Regions from separate parts of the Homo sapiens genome. Here region 1 is linked to region 2. Evidence: read pairs that join two places in POLR2A ChIA-PET (ENCODE). Cell type or tissue: IMR-90. All regions are shown on one strand. Each heading gives the region's core, and the rest is flanking DNA. Links, peaks and the distances in the headings are about the cores only.

What was found. ChIA-PET counts read pairs that join two places held together with the same protein. Peaks named below come from ENCODE experiments on the same cell type or tissue, not always from the same donor. Only the 100,000 strongest peaks of a DNase experiment are listed, where the experiment ranks them.
Region 1: POLR2A ChIA-PET joins it to region 2 with 5 read pairs; 2 of 35 experiments call an interaction of 5 or more read pairs at or near these places.

Annotation. Positions count from the first base shown.
Region 1 is chr12:75,583,139-75,587,537 of GRCh38, reverse strand. All of the region lies in intron 9 of LOC105369844 (a long non-coding RNA gene), which reads left to right. Among named protein-coding and RNA genes, the nearest start is that of KRR1, 74 kb to the right of the region's middle. In IMR-90, for the core only: no CTCF peak of the experiment used is centred there; a DNase peak (open chromatin) is centred at 2,017; H3K27ac peaks cover 1,508 bases.
Region 2 is chr12:75,818,754-75,823,152 of GRCh38, reverse strand. All of the region lies in intron 1 of LOC105369844 (a long non-coding RNA gene), which reads left to right. Among named protein-coding and RNA genes, the nearest start is that of PHLDA1-AS1, 210 kb to the left of the region's middle. In IMR-90, for the core only: a CTCF peak has its summit at 2,192; a DNase peak (open chromatin) is centred at 2,082; H3K4me3 peaks cover 324 bases; H3K27ac peaks cover 3,383 bases.

The DNA.
Region 1 (4,399 bases), core at 221-4,220, 240 kb after region 2:
CTCTTTGGATAGATGAGAAAGAGCAACCAGGCCAACTGCAGAAGCACATTACTGGCAGAAGGGCTGCTGTAAGCAAAGGCAAAGAGGTGCCTGCAGGTCCCACATTGCCCAGGGGAAGATGGTGTTTTAAAGGAACCGTTCTCACCTGACCTAGTTAGAAGGCTACATATTATCATTCATTATCCAATTCCATTTTCCATTTACCATATTTACTTTTATTTCCCCAGAAACCCTTTTTTTTCTGCCTAAATAGGAGACATGAGAGAGGAAGGCAGCAACCAAGGCAGACAAATCTGACAAAATAGTATCAGGACGAGGGTGAATGGCGACATGCAACAATATTTGAGGTGTTTTGGTGTGGTTTTTAAATTATTATTATTATTTTTCTCTTGAATGTTTTTAGGTGTTTAAGTGCATATAAATGAGACGATTCTATGAAACTCGCAAAAAAATTCTGACCAAAGAGAGTCTATCAGGGCACACTGTCAAAGGTTCTAAGCCAGGGATCCCAATATCTCTCAAAATTGCCCTCAATGGAGTCAATGATAGAAAGGTCTTATAGGGAAAGAGAAAATGCAAAAATGGGGGCAATGGCTCCACACTGAATTGTTGATATTTCTATTTATTGTCTCTGTGCAGTGGAGCAGAGACCACACCAAGAGCCAAAAACCCAAATCTAGACTGGCCTCACATCTCATAGACGAGCTTAGAGTGGAACTGCTCACCTGCAGGAAAGAACACAGCAAGCAGGAACTATGCTGTGGTGTTGTCTTGCTTGGCCATCACATCCCTGCTTTTATAAGTGATTCTGTGGTCTTCTACTTTTTCTTCTCCATTCCTCAAGTAAACCCACTGAAGTAAGCATGATTTGTTTTTCCTTTCTTATCAGTTTTCAAAAGAAAGCACATCTTTAAAACTCTTGAAATGTTTACAAGGATTTCTTGTGCAATGAAGGGAAAATAGAAAATACAGACAAACAAAGATATACATGTATCTTAAAATCACTTATAATCTCACTTCTCAAAAATAACTATTAATACTATAAGTATTTGTAAGGAATTTCTGTCCTGAAGCCTTTCTTTCAAGGAAACAAGAAAAAAAACTTACGTCCTTTCCAACATGAACATACACATGGAGGCATTAATGTATATGTGCTCATCTATAAGCTGCCTTTCTCTCTTAGCAATAAGTTAGTTAATGTTTTTAAGGCTGATTGTAAAATCTCAAAATAAATTTATAAGTGTTAAATTTTAGCTTTTCTCAAAAATTTTTCAAATGATTCTGAGAGTTTCCTGGGACATCTCATATGAACTCTAAAAACAATCTTCTCTGCTATTTTCCTCTGTCTCCTTCATTGCTTTATCCTATTCCTATTAACAGCCCAAGTGTGGCTATATCTTCCTCCCCTTCCCTTTTCCAGCAACAGGATCTTTGCTGCTGGTGGTGGCATCTGATGTCTGGGAAAATGTTCCTGATGCTTAGTGCCCAAGATATAGTGGTCACCCCTTATCTGCAGAGGATACATTCCAAGACCCCCCAGTGGATGCCTGAAACCTTGGATAGGACAGAACCCAACTGCCATCCATTGGAACACATTTGTGTTCATGGCTTCCACCTACAAATTTAATGCCTTTTGCATCTTAACTAAGCACTCATCATACACTGTGATAAATTTTTGCAGTTTGAGGTACATCAGCAAAACTAGTACAAATTTCTTTTTCCTTCTTTACAATTTCCTGGATAGAAGATTTGTTCTTATTGTAGATCTTAGCAACCTCTGCATTTGATTTTGTTTCTTTCCTTAAGTTGAGAACTTTCACCTTTCCACTTAAAGGAAGCGCTTTACAGCTTCTCGTTGGCATATCTGAATTGCTAGCATCACAACTCTTGCACTTTGGGGCCATTATTAGATAAAATAAGGGTTGCTTGAACACGAGCAGTGTGATAGTACAATGGTTGATCTAATAACTGAGATGGCTACTAAGTGACTCATAGGCTGGTGGCATGTATAGCATGAAAACGCTGGAAAAAAAGATGATTCACATCCCAAGCAAGATGGAGAATAGCACACAGTTTAAAATTTATGAGTTGCTTATTTTTGGAATTTTTCCATTTATTATTTTTAGACTGTTTTGACCATGAATAATAGAAAGCACCAAAAGCTAAACTGAAATCAGTGGGGGCTAGTGTATATATATCTGCACTAAGTGCCATGTCCTACTTTTATTAATGTCATTGAAACTAACAGAGTTGTTTTTTCGCTCTTAGTGTACCTGATTTTTTGTCCTTTATTCTTTTTATTGAAGCTTCCCTTTCCCTAGAACTTACGCATTCATCTGCTCATTTGGTCAACAGATAAATGAATGAGGTATTAGGAAAAAAGTAGACAGCAAGACAGACATGGTGCCTGGCCTCTTGGAACTGATAAAATAAAAACTTCAGCTGAATTAAATTGAAAGGGATTTAATTGAGCAATGAACGATTCGCGAATTGGATGGCCTTCCCAGCCAGAGTAGGCTCAGGGACTCCAGCGCAGCCATGTGTGGAAGAAGATTTATGGACAAAAAATGGAAAGTGGCATATAGAGAACAGAATTGAGGTACAGAAATAGCTGGATTGGTTACAGCTTGGCATTTGCCTTATTTGAACACGGTTTGAACAGTTGGCTACGTTTGATTGGCCAAAGCTCAGTGATTGGCACAAGTGCAGGCTACAGTCTGTATACACCTCCACTTGTTATAGTTCATGGCATACAAAGAAACCCTTAGGTTGAACCTAAAATATGTAAGGAGACAGCGTTAGGCTGAACTTAACAGAGCCTATAGTCAAGTAGAAGAAACAACCATTAGCTTGTAAACACACCAACAAATGTGTATTTTACTAGGAAGGAAGACTGCAGATGCTATGTGGAAGAATAATAGAGAAAGCACCGTTTAAGTTGTGGACTCGAGGAGGCTGCTCTCAGGAAGTGAGTCCATGGGTGCTGGGAAAATGATAACCTGAGAATCAAGTACCGTCTTGTCTGAAAATCATTTCCACCCTGGTGCTCTAGCCCATTTTCCTAGAGGTCACCTTATGGACCCAGCCTCTCCTCTTACAATGTGCTTTTTTCCAAGATTCCTTGTCCTTCGATGAAAGAGTTCTGCAAGCCGTCCTCTCAAATCTAATTTCTCAGAATCCTAAAATAAACTCAGTTTACAAACACAGTTCAAATCAATTCATTTTTATACACCTTGATGTACAGCGATGGATAGAAATAGCTTCTCAATAAAGAAAATCTAATTATCCAGTCTAGAAGATACTTATAATCAAAGAAACTGCTTGATGAGATATCTATTAGAGTGTTGGTTTTGTTGTATTTTGTTTTGTTTGAGACAGGATCTCACTCTGTTGCCCAGGCTGGAGTGCAGTGGCACAATCACAGCTCACTGCAGCCTCTACCTCCCGGGCTCAAGCTGTCCTCCCACTTCAGTCTCCCACATAGCTCGGACCACGGGCACGTGCCACCGTACCCAGCTAATTTTTGTGTTTTTGGTAGAGACAGAGTTTCGCCATGTTGCCCAGGCTCTGTTAGAGTGCTTATTACTACTCATTGCTACTGTGTAATACAAGGATCATATGATAGCTTTTGCAACTGTAAAAGAATAATGGATTAGAAAGAAAAATAATTTTTCTTCTCAAACAGATTTCCTTTTGTCCTTTGAATAACAGAGTTTTCACATGAGGGACAGAGGAAGACAGAGAAAGATGGAGGGAGGGAGGGAGAGAAATCACAAAGCCTGCTCCGAGAGAGAGAGAGAGAGAGCACTAAATGGTTATAGCATTTTAAGTACCAAGGTTCTTACCGCTCCTCAGCTTTTTCTGGCTTAATGACCTAATATGAATGAGATAAAGTTATACTCCACTACCTTTGATTTATAGAGTTAGGCAAATGTCTCCTGCTCCATTTTTTTCAGCAATTTCATTTTTGTTTAATGACATTTCTCTCTCCTCTCCTTCTCTATACATAGACTGGGTGACAGGGGCTGATAATGGGTAATGAGTTGTTTCATAATAGAAGTTTATAATGTTAGCCACATAAAGACTTCCCCCATTCACAGGAGCCATTTATGTAAATATGTGAAGAAATTATAGGTCTGCCATGTCTTAGGAGAACAGCACCTCGAAGCCTGGCATTTTAAAACAGCTTTTAGACTCCTGAGCATAACTTCGGTGCAGAAATGAAAAGATATGCATACACAGCTCAGTGAATTGTCAGTGGCATGTCGTGAATTAGAGCATCACTCAAGAGGCTGTTTCTCTGCTCATTACTAAATCTGCAATTTTTTTTTTTTACCATGGCACTTTATGATGTTAAATCATGAAGCTACCTCCAAAAAAAATCTTATAAAACTATTTT
Region 2 (4,399 bases), core at 283-4,282:
AAGACAGAGATATGGTAGTATTTTGGGGAGAGGGAAGAAGAGGGAATTACTTAACCTCTTTGAGCTTCTCCCTATAAGCATCTTCTCTGTAAAATGTCTTCATATCTGTCTGGTGAGACGGTTGGATAATCGAATGAAGTTGTGAGCTTAGCAGAATATCTGGTGTATGGAGTGTGCTAAATAAATGATCAATTTTATAAATTTGTCTTTGAACTTTATGTCATTAGATTTAAAATAAAAGAGGACATTTGTTCCATTTTCTTTGTATTTCCAGCTGAATTTACTGCCCTTTACTAACCACCCCAGCTCAAACCTGTTTCAGAGCCCATCTGGATTGTGGTCGTGAACTAGCCCTGACACTTATAGGCTCTTGCTGCTGCAGATTTATCAGAGAAAGCCTAGAGACAGCCTTGCTCTCATCTTCGTGTCTGCTCCACCCTTGCTCCTTCCTCAGTCTGCTCCTTACACATGCCTGCCATACTCCATGTCATGCTGCCAGACATGACAGATACATTCAGCTTTCTGTCTCATTCCCTTCTAAGTATTCCTGTTTGCCCTGGCATTCCAGCCCATCTCTCACCCCAGAATCTTTGGCTGGAGCCATAACTTGGATTGGACTTGAGCCAGTCATTTCCTCCAGTCCCAGAGACATCTACGTGGGATGTTTGCCCAATGGCAGCCAATCCTAGAAGTCTCAAATGTGTCCTTACAAGTTTCTCAGTGTGTCTCCTAGGCCTAGGTGGAGCTAGGTGCCTAGAAATGCAGAGTGCTAGACAGAGGGATGTGGAATTTCATGACACGCTTGCCTCGTAGACCCCTACAATAAGTTACTCTGTTCTACGCAAGAATGTGAAAGGGTCACCTTCCTTTCTACCTGGGTCATCAGGACACCTGGGGTTTCTCTCTTATGATCTAGAGGTTGATGTCCAGTAGGAATCTCTTTGGATATCTTCAGATGATCTGGCTGGGTTTTGATCCCTGCTTTGTGTCCATCTTTCCAGTCTGTGACATGGAGTGTGGATTGCAATGGGGTCTTGCTTCTTCTCTAGCATCTGTCTTTAACAGAGAATAGACCACTCTCTGGTGACTGATAATGCAGCCTTATGGGGCAGTTATGAGATTGCAGATCAAGTTGCACCCTGATTGATTCCCCAAATGTGATTGCCTCCTTTATTTACACATGGCTTGGACTAGGAGAAATGATCTGCCTCTGTGTCCTTTCCCACAGCTTTGGACTTGGTCTTAGACTATCAGTTGTTAAGGTAAAAAAAATTATTTTTATACTGACTTGGAGATTTGACAAAAGTTCTTCTAGACACTAAGCATACAATAGATAGGGCTTTTTGTGATTTTTCCTCTTTAAGTATACAAGGCACGAAACCCTATAAAACATTACAAATTACCATACTTTCCCTGTATCAAAAATAAAAAAATTTACAGATTAACTTTTCCTTTATTCAAAATGGCACTAGTTGTAATGAGTTCCATAGTGGGGAATTATAGGCAATTGAAATATCTGCCTTGTTGAATAGAAGAAGGTGAGTAAGAACATTTATGTTGATTTTCAACCTCGAATGTTAGTCTGCGGATGTATGTGAGAAGTGGCAACACAGATCAGCTTTCTTAGCATTTATCTTGACTCTGGCTCTTAGGATGAATCACTTGTATCATAAGATTTGGGTTGCTTATCACTTCTGGAGATGCTTGTCTTTTTCTACCTACCTTTCTCTTGCCATGATCATGGGGAAGACTAGCACTATTTACTGAAATTCCAATGAGGCAATAACTTAGGAAAATGGCCATGTCAGTTATGACACCACTAAAAACCTGTTTAGTAAGAGAGCAGTTATGGGATTTTAAAAAACCATTGCAAATCACAGTCCTCCTTTAGCACTGAATCCTCCTTGACCTAATTCCCCCCCCCACCCCCGCCGCAACTCAGTTCCCCAGCTGAGCCTGTGACTTCAGCTTGTAAACTATCCTTGGCCTGGGATAGCCAATAAGGCAGCAAGATGCAGCTGTTCGACAGGGTGGCCAAAAATATAAGCGTAAAAGATGGATACATATTTTCCCTTTTTGATTGGTTTACATTTACCCCCGATTCATGAACATATTGTTTAAACTTGCTTTTCCAAAGCCCCATTAATCTTTGCTATTGGTTCGTCTCCTGTTTCCAAACATGACCTCACTCCAAGTGCCGCCCAGTGGTGAGCAACTCTGAAGTATTTTCTTTTCGCCATCCAAGAGAATCAGGGTGGAAGATTGCCGAGTTGGTGCTTGTTTAGGAGCTTTTCAAAATGAATCATTGGAGTGTGGGGATTTGATGTGGATTACTGGCCAAGTAATTATCGGAAGATATTAAGTATTGGAACTCAGGCTTTTGTATAAGTAGAATTAAAGCCCATGTCCTGGCACATGAGCTTGTCATTTGGGAGTGATGAAAATTATGTACCCTTGTTAGCATTTCTCAGTCCTTTTCATATTATCTCTCTCTCCAGTTACCTTCCCTGTTATTCAAAAGGTGATTTTGGGGTAAGATTCAAAGTCGTGAGATGAGGGCTGAATACAAGGTCATAGTTTTTCATTTGGTGTCTAATCTTCTATCTTTATTCTCCAAGGGTCCATTGACTTTTCTCTTTCTTTCCTCTCAAATGACAAAGAAACTGAGTGGTTAGCCCAGAGATTAAATTCCTTATCCAAGGGGCCACACAAGTCACTCTTAACCCATGAGCTATAAGTTACACCCCAACATAAATCTCTAAAGGTTGAGCAACTCTCATTTTTTTTTTCCCTAGGAGATAGGGGTGTTACCTTCAATTTTGTGATGTCTTTTTTCATTTTTAACAGATGCTACAGTTAATTGAGTGCTCCAGGAGTTCAAGCTGTTATCCCTTGTTAGATTTGCATAGCACATTGTGCTAAATAACTTTCATGTCTGAATGCCCCCAGAGATGATAATGCTGGAACCTTTTCATAGTCTAAAAAGGTTAACTCATCTGACTGAATACACTGAATACACATATACTAGCTGAATTAAAAAGTTTATGGAGAGTAGTCTAAAGGAATAAAACTGGAGCATTTCTCCCAAATTTTATGGTAATTTTTTTAAAAGAGAGAAGAAAAATATAGAATTTATCTTAAAATGAATTTAGTTGAGGAAGAGAGAAATCAGCAGCAGGTGAAAAAATGCCCCAGGAACTGGCAAGAACTGGTTTCATCCTGTGAGTTGAATTTTCATGTTTTATTTGTGTATGGTTGTTCCTTTTCAGATATGCCAGAGGGAAATAAAAAATAAGCAAAAGAAATCCCGTTTACCTGCCAGGGAAAAAGAACAAACAACCAGGGACTAACACCTCCCTTTTCTTCATCTCCCACATGGGGCTGACTGTACGCAGAGGGTGACTGGTATCATCACCTGGAGAATAACCACTAACACTTCTGTAGCTCTCTCGGTACCTGTGTCACACACTTTGCATGCCTCATTTAATCCTCTCCACAACATTATGAGCTAAGTACAGCAGATTAATATCCCCATTTTGAAGACACCGAAGCTAAGGTTTAAAGAAGTAAAATGCCTAAGGTCCCATGGCTGGGAAGTGGAAAAGCTAGGCTTCGAACCCATTCTGCCTGATTCCAGACCACATGCTCGTAAGTGCATCCAGTGCTATCTACATCCTTGGTACAGGATATCAGTCCTGTGCTCCTTTGGAGGCTGGTGCCTGTCCAGTGACTGTAAAGAGATAAGTTAGTTCTGGGTCAGCAAAGAGACCAAGAACACCTCCCCTGTAACACATCATTTACCAGGCCAGCTTTCTTTCACTAGGCATTGGAAACTTACTTCTTCAAATGTTATTTGTAGAAGATTTAGAAAAGTTATCAACATAAATAGCAGTGAACTTTTTAGTATGTTAGGATCAATCAGTTGACAAGTATGTGTTATACTGCATACTTAAGGTTGTGCTAGGTGCACATGGGGGTTGAGGGTGGCATATTAATGACACATATAAGCCCTTGACAAAGAAGCTTATAACCTCCACCATGTGACATGAGACTACTCAGGGTCAAAGGCATATATTTAAATGCTAAGTGCTATGATTATGAATGTTAAGATGCTCAGGGAAGGGGATGGTTTGTTTGAGTCTTTAGTGTGCTATTTGAAGAATGTGGAACTACTATGTCTAAGAGAACTGAAAGAATTTAGAAAGCAGAAGAAACAAGCACTAAAGAGAAAAGTTGTTTTTATTATTTATTACATGCTGACTGCATACCCAGTGGTGAACAAAGAATAAAAGGAGGGACTGCTGGAAACATTGGGGAAGGCGCAGAACTGGCAGGCTTTTATTAGGTACGAAGATGAGTGTCACATCAGTTCATTGTCTTCTGTACCAATATTAGGATG